Regions from separate parts of the Homo sapiens genome. Here region 1 is linked to region 2. A link is an interaction called in ENCODE POLR2A ChIA-PET data of the cell type or tissue named here. Cell type or tissue: PC-3. All regions are shown on one strand. Each heading gives the region's core, and the rest is flanking DNA. Links, peaks and the distances in the headings are about the cores only.

Region 1 (4,323 bases), core at 258-4,257, 92 kb after region 2:
ATTGTTATTTCATTAAAAGAAAAAACAATGAAAGATCAGATTGAAGCCAGACAACTTACAATGAAGCTCATCCATGAAAAGTGAAAAACTTTCCTGGAAATAAAAAGTCAGAATAATTCTTTGATAAATCCTTATTAATCATTATTATTAATGATAAATCTAAATCATTATTAATTTAGTGTTTTTTGAATTAACCTCACTTTTGTGAGATGGCCAGGTTAATACAGTGTGAATTTACTCTAGTAGATATTAATTGAGAACTTACTAGGTACAAAGTGCAGTGTTAGGCATGGAAAAGTGCATGACCGATACACATCCAGTATACATGGGCACAGCTATTTTACTTGTCTATGGTCAGCACCCGTTCTTATTTGTTGATGTTTGTTCCATACTGGTTGTTAAAGATTTTGACTATCATCTCTAGATAAAAGGATTAATACAACACAGTTTCTCATAGCCTTTGCCCACACCTGAGGTTCATAGACTCTAACTTACATTTACATTTCAATGGAAATTTATGACTTACTAGCTTGGCCCATATTTTCTTTAGTGTTGTTTTTTCTTTTGCTGACCATTGATATTTTCTTCTACTTGTTATTAAACATGAAATGATAAAATGTATAATATAGAAAACTTATTATCTTGACATGTTTACAAAATAAGTAACACTATTATTTTGTAGGCTGAGCCAAGAGCTCAGAAGTGATTGATGTATTTTCCAAGGAATAGTGACTAGGATGGTGAAGGAATTGAACCCATGTCTGTCTGACCTCAAATTTGGACCTTTAACCATTTCCTAGTGAATGTTTAACAGGATTTTTTCCCCGTCATGGGCTCCATTTTTCCTTGGGTTATACTCTACTTCTCTCTAGCACTTCAATTCTTCATCCATCAGATTGTAGTTCAGAATGGAAGGCCACGTTCACACAGTGAAAAGGAGGAACTTTCCTCTCTCACCACAGCCATGAAGATAAATGACAGTTATCCTATGACCAGACAGGAACATGACAATCACCAGATCAGAGTTGGTAGTGATCTGTTATCATCAATAAAGAGGAGTTTTTTTCTTCATTGCAAAATATTTTACTACAGAATGCATAGAATTCTGGGGGTTATGAGAACAGGTAAGACTCCCATGGGTATCTATATATCAAGGCACTAATGCCTATAAGCGCCATACAAAGCATAATAGACATCAGGATAATTCCTCTAAGAGACCTGGAGGAATAAGAGACAATTTTCATTATTGTATCCTTATTATAAGCTGGATACTAGATGGGGAATTTTCATTCATTGCTTCACATAATTAGGTGGCTTAAATTCATTTTTTACCCTTTTTATAGGCAGCCTTCTGACTTCAGTTTCATGGCAACTAACCATGTACTAACCTGTGCTAACCTTTTGGATGCTGGTATTTCTCATTGTCTTTTTCTTCTTCCCCAGTATGAGCAGGATTGTGTTTGAAAGATCATATTGACAGATTGCTTCCAGGGGATATTTTTAGTGCTATGGATAAGAAAATCTTCAGCAAAGGTCAGATCTTTCACTGTTTTAATTAAATTGCAGAGAAAAGAGATTATATCATAAGGGTGGCCAGCCAGCTAACTCTGCAGCAATATACACCAAGGCATCATAAATCTCCTTCATTACCATGCTCATGTAAGAGTGATGTGGGGCACCAAGGCCAGGTTTTAATTTAAAACGAGGCTTCATAATTACTTAGAGTTTTTTTAAGTTGTCAAGGGATATTTAATAATGTTTTATAGATCCACAGTGATTGTGATTATTACTTTTTATTGGTATAATACTTTATTACTTCCCCTGCAGGCATGAGTAAGCAACTTTTTTAAACAATAGGGTCTTGCCATTAGTTACTAAACACCACCAACTTAATCTTTTCTGTGACTACAAGAAGATATATGTCTTTATTGGAAGTTTTCAAAAGCATTTTCCCACTTATTTCCCTTTTCATGTGTTCTCCAGATGAGAAAGTTGTTTGAGTCCCTTTTGAAACCAAATGTCTTATACAGATTTTCTCATGAGAAAAGATGCTTTGCTCCCAGGGAGAGATCATGTTAAAGATAGTTCCTGAAGTGTTATGGCTATGACTAGACTGAAACATGGCTTGCTTTGTAAATGAATACATTCTCACTTAGGATACATCTGTTTCTTATTGGGCCACAAGCAAGCAACAATCCAGCTTTTCAATGATTCAGCTCAAATTGTCTCTTAGAGTGGGTAGGCAATAATGAATTTTAAAATTAGCTTTCTTGTGTTACAAATTAGATATCAACATATTTATTTAAAATGCTAGAAAATACCAAAACTGTGTTTAAAGGATCTAAAAGAAGGCTCTTATCTCAAGAGCTACCTGTGACATGGTTATTTGTGGGGTGTTTTTTTTAGTAGATTCACAGTCAGTATGCAAAGACAGAAGCAGCTGTGCAGTGTGACACATGAGAAATGGACATCAAGACTGTGTGGACACAGGACAATGCTATGATGAGTGAGTGTTAGTGATTATTTCTTCTAATGAGGAGCTCCTTTAAAAAAAAAAAAAACTTTGATTGAGAGCTTTTCTCTCCACATGCCAATTTAGCTGTAAGCCTGTCTCCTGAGAAGAGTGTGAAATGTATCCATTAGCTTCAATAACTTTAGCTTCAGTGACAATCTTGTTCTTTGGTTGGCTATCTGTGCTCTATAACCTGTCCCTTCCATAACTACTGCCCTAGTTCTTTCTTCACCTTTATGTCCAAAATACTTGAATTATTCCTGCTATCTCCATTTGCTCACCATCCTCTCTAATCCATTCTCTCCCTAATTTGGCTTATGCCTGTTCCATTTCACTGAAACTGCTTCAAAAGGTCACTGGTTGCTTCTCTGTAAAACTTAACAGTATAGACCACCCTGTTCTTCCTAAAGCACTTTATTCTTTTCGTTTCTATGGTACCACAATATCTGGGTTTCCTCCAACCTTTTAAACCACTCTTTCTTTGTCTTCTGGATGGAATTCTTGTCCTCTGCTAGTTTCTTACATGTAATTCTTGCTCAGAGTTCATTTCTAGGCCATATCTCACTTTCCCTGGTGATGTCATTCATCCCCATAACCTCAGTTTCTATTAAGTGTCAGTAATTTTCCTTTCTCTATCTCCAGTTTAGCCTATTCATGGAAGGAGCAGACCCATTGAGACAATGGTCTACAAGACATATCTACTTCAATATATGGCAGGGACTATAAAATCAATCTGTCTAGAATCGAGTACATCCTGTCTTTCCCAAGCCAGTCATCCAAACACACCCTATGTTCCTTATTCATAATAATTCAAAACAGATTACTACTATTCCTCTGAATGCCTCTACATTGTACTTATTTTCTGTATTCAATTCTACTCTTCCTGTTCCCATTTTACTACCATATTCCTGAACACCAAATTTCCCTGCCTGAACCTCCCCAATAGCATGCTAATTGTTCCAACCTGCCTTATTTCCCTACAGTTATGCTCCGTCCTACAGATAGAATCATCTTTCTTTACTGTAAATTTGATCATTTTATTTTCCCCACCGAAATGGTTAATGTTTTTCCAAAGCTCTTAGGATTAAATGCAAATTCTGTAACATGACTTAAAATTGCCTACTTGTTCTGGTCTCTTCTTAATTTTCCAGCTTCTTTTCTTGATAAACCCAGAATCCCCTCTCCCCACAGATCTGCCAAAGGGCTCAGCTTTCCCTCAACTTAGAGGATCTTCGTGTGCTGCTCCTGCTGCCTGGAGTGCTCTTGCCACCCTCCTTTGCCTGTTAAAATATTACTCTTCTTTAGGCCTCAGCTGTATTTTTCTTCCTATAATTTACTACAATTCCCACCTCACTCCATAGACTGTAAGGCCCATGGAGGCAAGGGACATTATCTACTCTTTAAGAGTGCCAGCCGGGTGCCATGGCTCACACCTGTAATCCCAGCACTTTGGGAGGCCAAGGAGGGCAGATCGCGAGGCCAAGAGATAAAGACAATCCTGGTGAACATGGTGAAACCCCGTCCCTACTCAAAACACAAAAATTAGCTGGGCATGGTGGTGCATGCCTATACTCCCAGCTACTGGGGAGGTTGAGGCAGGAGAATCGCTTGAACCTGGGAGGCAGAGGTTGCAGTGAGCTGAGATTGAGCCACCGCACTCCAGACTGGCAACATAGCAAGACTCCATCTCAAAAAAAAAAAAAAATAAGGAGTGCCTGGCCAATGGTAGTTACTCACTAGATATTTTTTGAATGATTGAGTATATTTCAAAGTCTAACTTCACAGCAACTTTATTCCAAACATCCTCACTA
Region 2 (4,323 bases), core at 270-4,269:
TGCTTGAGCCCAGAAGAGTGAGGCTAAAGTGAGCAGTGATTGTGCCACTGCACTCCAGCCTGGGTGACAGAGTGAGACTCCGTCTTAAAAAAAAAAAACAAAAAACAAAAATTGTAAAAGCATTTGAAAAAATCCAATGCTCATTCATAATAAAAATTTCCAGTTAGTATAGAGGAGAATTACCACATTTTGATAGATAGCATCTACAAAAATCTTACAGCTGACATCATACTTAATAGAAAAGGACTAAACGCTTTTCCCCCAAGATCGGTAACAAGGCAAGGATGTTCATTCTGTCCATTCTTACTCAACATAGTACTAGAGGTCCTAGTCATTGCAATAAGTTGAGAAAAAGAAATAAAATTCTAAAGATTGAAAAAGAATAAAATTATTTCTGTTTGCAGAGGATATGGTTGTTTATGTAGAAATTTCAAGAAATGTACCAAAAAGTACTTCTAGAATTAATGTGAATTCAGCAATGACTCCATACAAGATCAACACACACAAATAAATCTCATTTTTATATACTAACAATAACATGTGAAACTGAAATGAAAAAATACAATACCATTGCAATTCCTCCAAAAATTAAAATATTTAAATATACATTTGACAAAATATTTTATAGGATCTATATCTTGAAAATTATAAAATGCAGATTAAATCTTTTAAAAACTAAATAAATGGAGAGACATATCACATAGCTAGATTAGAAGACCCAACAAAGATTTCAATTCTTTCCAAATTGATCTATAGGTTTAATGCAATTTCTTTCACTATTAATTAATTAATTAATTAAATATACAAACCAATTCTATGGTTTATTTGGAATGGCATGGGCAGAGAGATAGACACATGTAACAATGAAGCATAATAGAGAACCCAGAAATAAACCCATAGGAATGTGCTGTTTCGTATGGTGCACAGGTACAAAAACAATTTAATGGTGGGAGGATAGCAGTCTTTTTGACAAATCCTGGAGCAATTGGACATCCATATCCAAAAAGATGAACATAGGCAAGAAAACTTCATGCCTCAAAGAAAAATTAACCAAAAATGGATTGTAAACATAAATGTAAAATGTAAAATTACAAAACTTTTAGGAAAACACAAGGAAAATTTGAGAATTAGGGCTAGGCAAAGAGTTCTTAGACTCCATGCATGAAATACAATCCATAAAAGGAAAAATTGATGCATTGAACTTCATCAAAATAAAAACGATTGCTATGTGAAAGCCCATGTTGAAAAAAGATGAAAGACAAGCTACACAATGGAGAAAAGATTAGCAGACCGTATGTTCAATAAATGACTAGTACCTAAGATACACAAAAAAGCTATCAAAACCCAACAGAACAAAATGAATCAATCCAATTAGAAAGTGGGCAAATGAGGCCGGGCGCGGTGGCTCACGCCTGTAATCCCAGCACTTTGGGAGGCCGAGGCGGGTGGATCATGAGGTCAGGAGATCGAGACCATCCTGGCTAACAAGGTGAAACCCCGTCTCTACTAAAAATACAAAAAATTAGCCGGGCGCGGTGGCGGGCGCCTGTAGTCCCAGCTACTGGGGAGGCTGAGGCAGGAGAATGGCGTGAACCCGGGAAGCGGAGCTTGCAGTGAGCCGAGATTGCGCCACTGCAGTCCGCAGTCCGGCCTGGGCGACAGAGCGAGACTCCGTCTCAAAAAAAAAAAAAAAAAAAAAAAAAAAAAAAAAAAAAAAAAAGAAAGTGGGCAAATGTGTGATGTTTGGATAACAAATTTGGTGTATTTCCAATGGAATACTACGTAGCAATAAAAATGAATCAAATACTGAAGACAAATCATAGAAGATCTCAAAAACATTATAATAATCAAAACAGGCCAGAAACAAAGAATATACTATATGATTCCATTTATATGATGTTCTAAAACAGGCAAAAATCATCCCTCATGAGGAAATCAGAAGAGTGGTTGTTTGAGAAAGTTGGATTGTCTGAGAAGGGGCACAAGGGAACTGTTTAAATTTATGTAAATATTCTCTATCTTGTTTGCAGTGTGAGTTATATGGATATGCCTATGTCAGCATTCACCAAACTGTGCATTTATGATCTGTGCATGTCATTTTTTTTTTGAGACAGGGTGTTGCTCTGCCACCCAGGCTAGAGTGCAATGGCATGATCATAGCTCACTGCAGCCTTGATCTCCTTGGGCTCAAGCCATTCTTCTACTTTAGCCTCCTAAGTGTCTGGGACTACAGGCATGCACGATCACACTAGCTAATCATTTATTTTTTTATTTATTTTGTAGAGACGAGGTCTTACTATGTTGTTCAGGCTGGTCTCGAACTCCTGAACTCAAGCAATCCTCCTGCCTCAGCCTCCCAAAGTGTTGGGATTACAGGTGTGAGCCACCATGTCTGGCTTGTGCATGTCGTTTAATGTAAATTATGCCTCAATAACAAAGCATAAAAAATAAAACAAAAAAAACAAGAAAAAATTACATTTCAAGGTAACTCAAGATGCCTTAAAGCTCAAATTTCTGTCCTTCTGGAGACAAAAGATACATTAGAAAACCATCTGGCCCTTACCCAGTTGAGTCATCAAACCCAGTGCACAATCCAAGAACATAAACCATAAAAGGTAAACAACTACCTTATGGGGTAGACTCAGCAACCACACAGTTACTTACATCATGCATTGCTCCTTCTTGTCCTTCAGTATCATAGCTTTGTCCTTCTCTCCAATTAGTCATCGAGTAACTTCTTCCTGTCAACACTGGACTCCCTGCCTGGTTTACTTCTATCTTGTTGTGAACACACTTGTTACTCACTTAACCTTCCTTCCTTTTGTCTTACTGAGTCCCACCAGGTTGTGCATGATGCTGTGCATCCATACTTCCCAGGACTGCCAACACTTGGTAGACAAACACACAGCTAGCTCCCTCAGCTCTGATAGACTTGTGGCTGTTCTGCTTTCCTCACATGCCTGAGGAAAGAGAAAGCCTGCCCAAGGTGTAGAGACCAGCACAAGCAAGCTTTATTTTTCAGCCCAGGGACCCAGGCGAGTCTTGTTTTGATGCCCAAGTCAGATGTAATTGGGAGGAGGTAGGAGATGGAAGAAAAGGCCAGGAGATACCAAGTCCAACACTAAAGCGTCATTAAATCATTTCCTTTAAGTACTCTCTTTAGCATTATAGTTTTGAAGGATATTAAACTAGCCTGACCTATAGCTTTTGCACAAAGTGAAGTGTTATAAAAATAGCACAAGTTGGGACAGGGTGCAGTGGCTCACACCTGTAATCTCAGCACTTTGGGAGGCCGAGGTGGGCAGATCACCTGAGGTCAGGAGTTCGAGACCAGCCTGGCCAACATGGCGAAACCCCGTCTCTACCAAAAATACAAAAATTAGCTGGGTGTGGTGGTGTGTGCCTGTAATCCCAGCTACTCGGGAGGCTGAAGTAGGAGAATTGCTCGAACCCAGGAGGCAGAGGTTGCAGTCAGCCGAGATCGTGCCACTGCACTCCAGCCTGGGAGACACAGTGAGACTCCATCTCAAAAAAAAAAAAATAGCACAAATTGTGTCATCGGAAAGAGCCACGTTCAAATCCTAGTTCTGCAACCTATTGTGTGCATATATTTTGGGCAAATTATTTTACCTCTCTGAGTCTCATTTTCTACATCTGTCAATCAGATGAAAGCAACACTTCCCTGACAGGGTTGAACTTGATTTAAATGTTTATTATTTGTAAACCATTTATCCACCATTGCTGGCATATTATATGTGTCCATTCATTCATTCTATTAATTTCATTGGACAATTTATTTATTCACTCAACATCAATATATTTAATGATACACATTGAGCACTTTGTATATGTTAGAAACTGTTTTAGGGTGCATCAGTAAAGTCCCAACCCTAATGTAACTCACATTCCATTTGGGGAGGCAGGCAATAAGTAAGTGGATAAGCATGCGTTATAATGACAGAGTGATAAGAGCTACAAAGGAAAGTAAAACAGGGTAGGGATATAGAAGGTGGCACAAGATGCTATTTTTGGTCAAAAACCCCCTCTAGAGAGATCACAAATGAATGGAGACCTGACAGATGTGAGAGAGCAATCTACTGGAAATTTGTGATTCTTTTCCCCTTTGCTTCCTGGAATGATTGTTGATAACAGAAAACCTATCAAGCATGCTAGCTCCATTCAATGGTCGGTTCAGTTAACTGTGTAACTATGATCATCTTTAGAGGAATGGACCTAGATCAGAACACATGTGTTTCTTTATAACTCAATTCTGCCACAAGCCCCATCAATAACTATGAAATATTTTGAAAATTAATAGTATTG

What was found. ChIA-PET counts read pairs that join two places held together with the same protein. Peaks named below come from ENCODE experiments on the same cell type or tissue, not always from the same donor. Only the 100,000 strongest peaks of a DNase experiment are listed, where the experiment ranks them.
Region 1: POLR2A ChIA-PET joins it to region 2 with 5 read pairs; 2 of 35 experiments call an interaction of 5 or more read pairs at or near these places.

Annotation. Positions count from the first base shown.
Region 1 is chr5:96,479,348-96,483,670 of GRCh38, reverse strand. The region is part of intron 4 of LOC101929710 (a long non-coding RNA gene); the gene reads right to left. It also overlaps a transcript of CAST not described here and the pseudogene LOC102724070. Among named protein-coding and RNA genes, the nearest start is that of PCSK1, 48 kb to the right of the region's middle. In PC-3, for the core only: no CTCF peak of the experiment used is centred there; no DNase peak of the experiment used is centred there.
Region 2 is chr5:96,571,424-96,575,746 of GRCh38, reverse strand. All of the region lies in intron 4 of LOC101929710 (a long non-coding RNA gene), which reads right to left. It also overlaps a transcript of CAST not described here. Among named protein-coding and RNA genes, the nearest start is that of CAST, 89 kb to the left of the region's middle. In PC-3, for the core only: no CTCF peak of the experiment used is centred there; a DNase peak (open chromatin) is centred at 2,676; H3K27ac peaks cover 1,276 bases.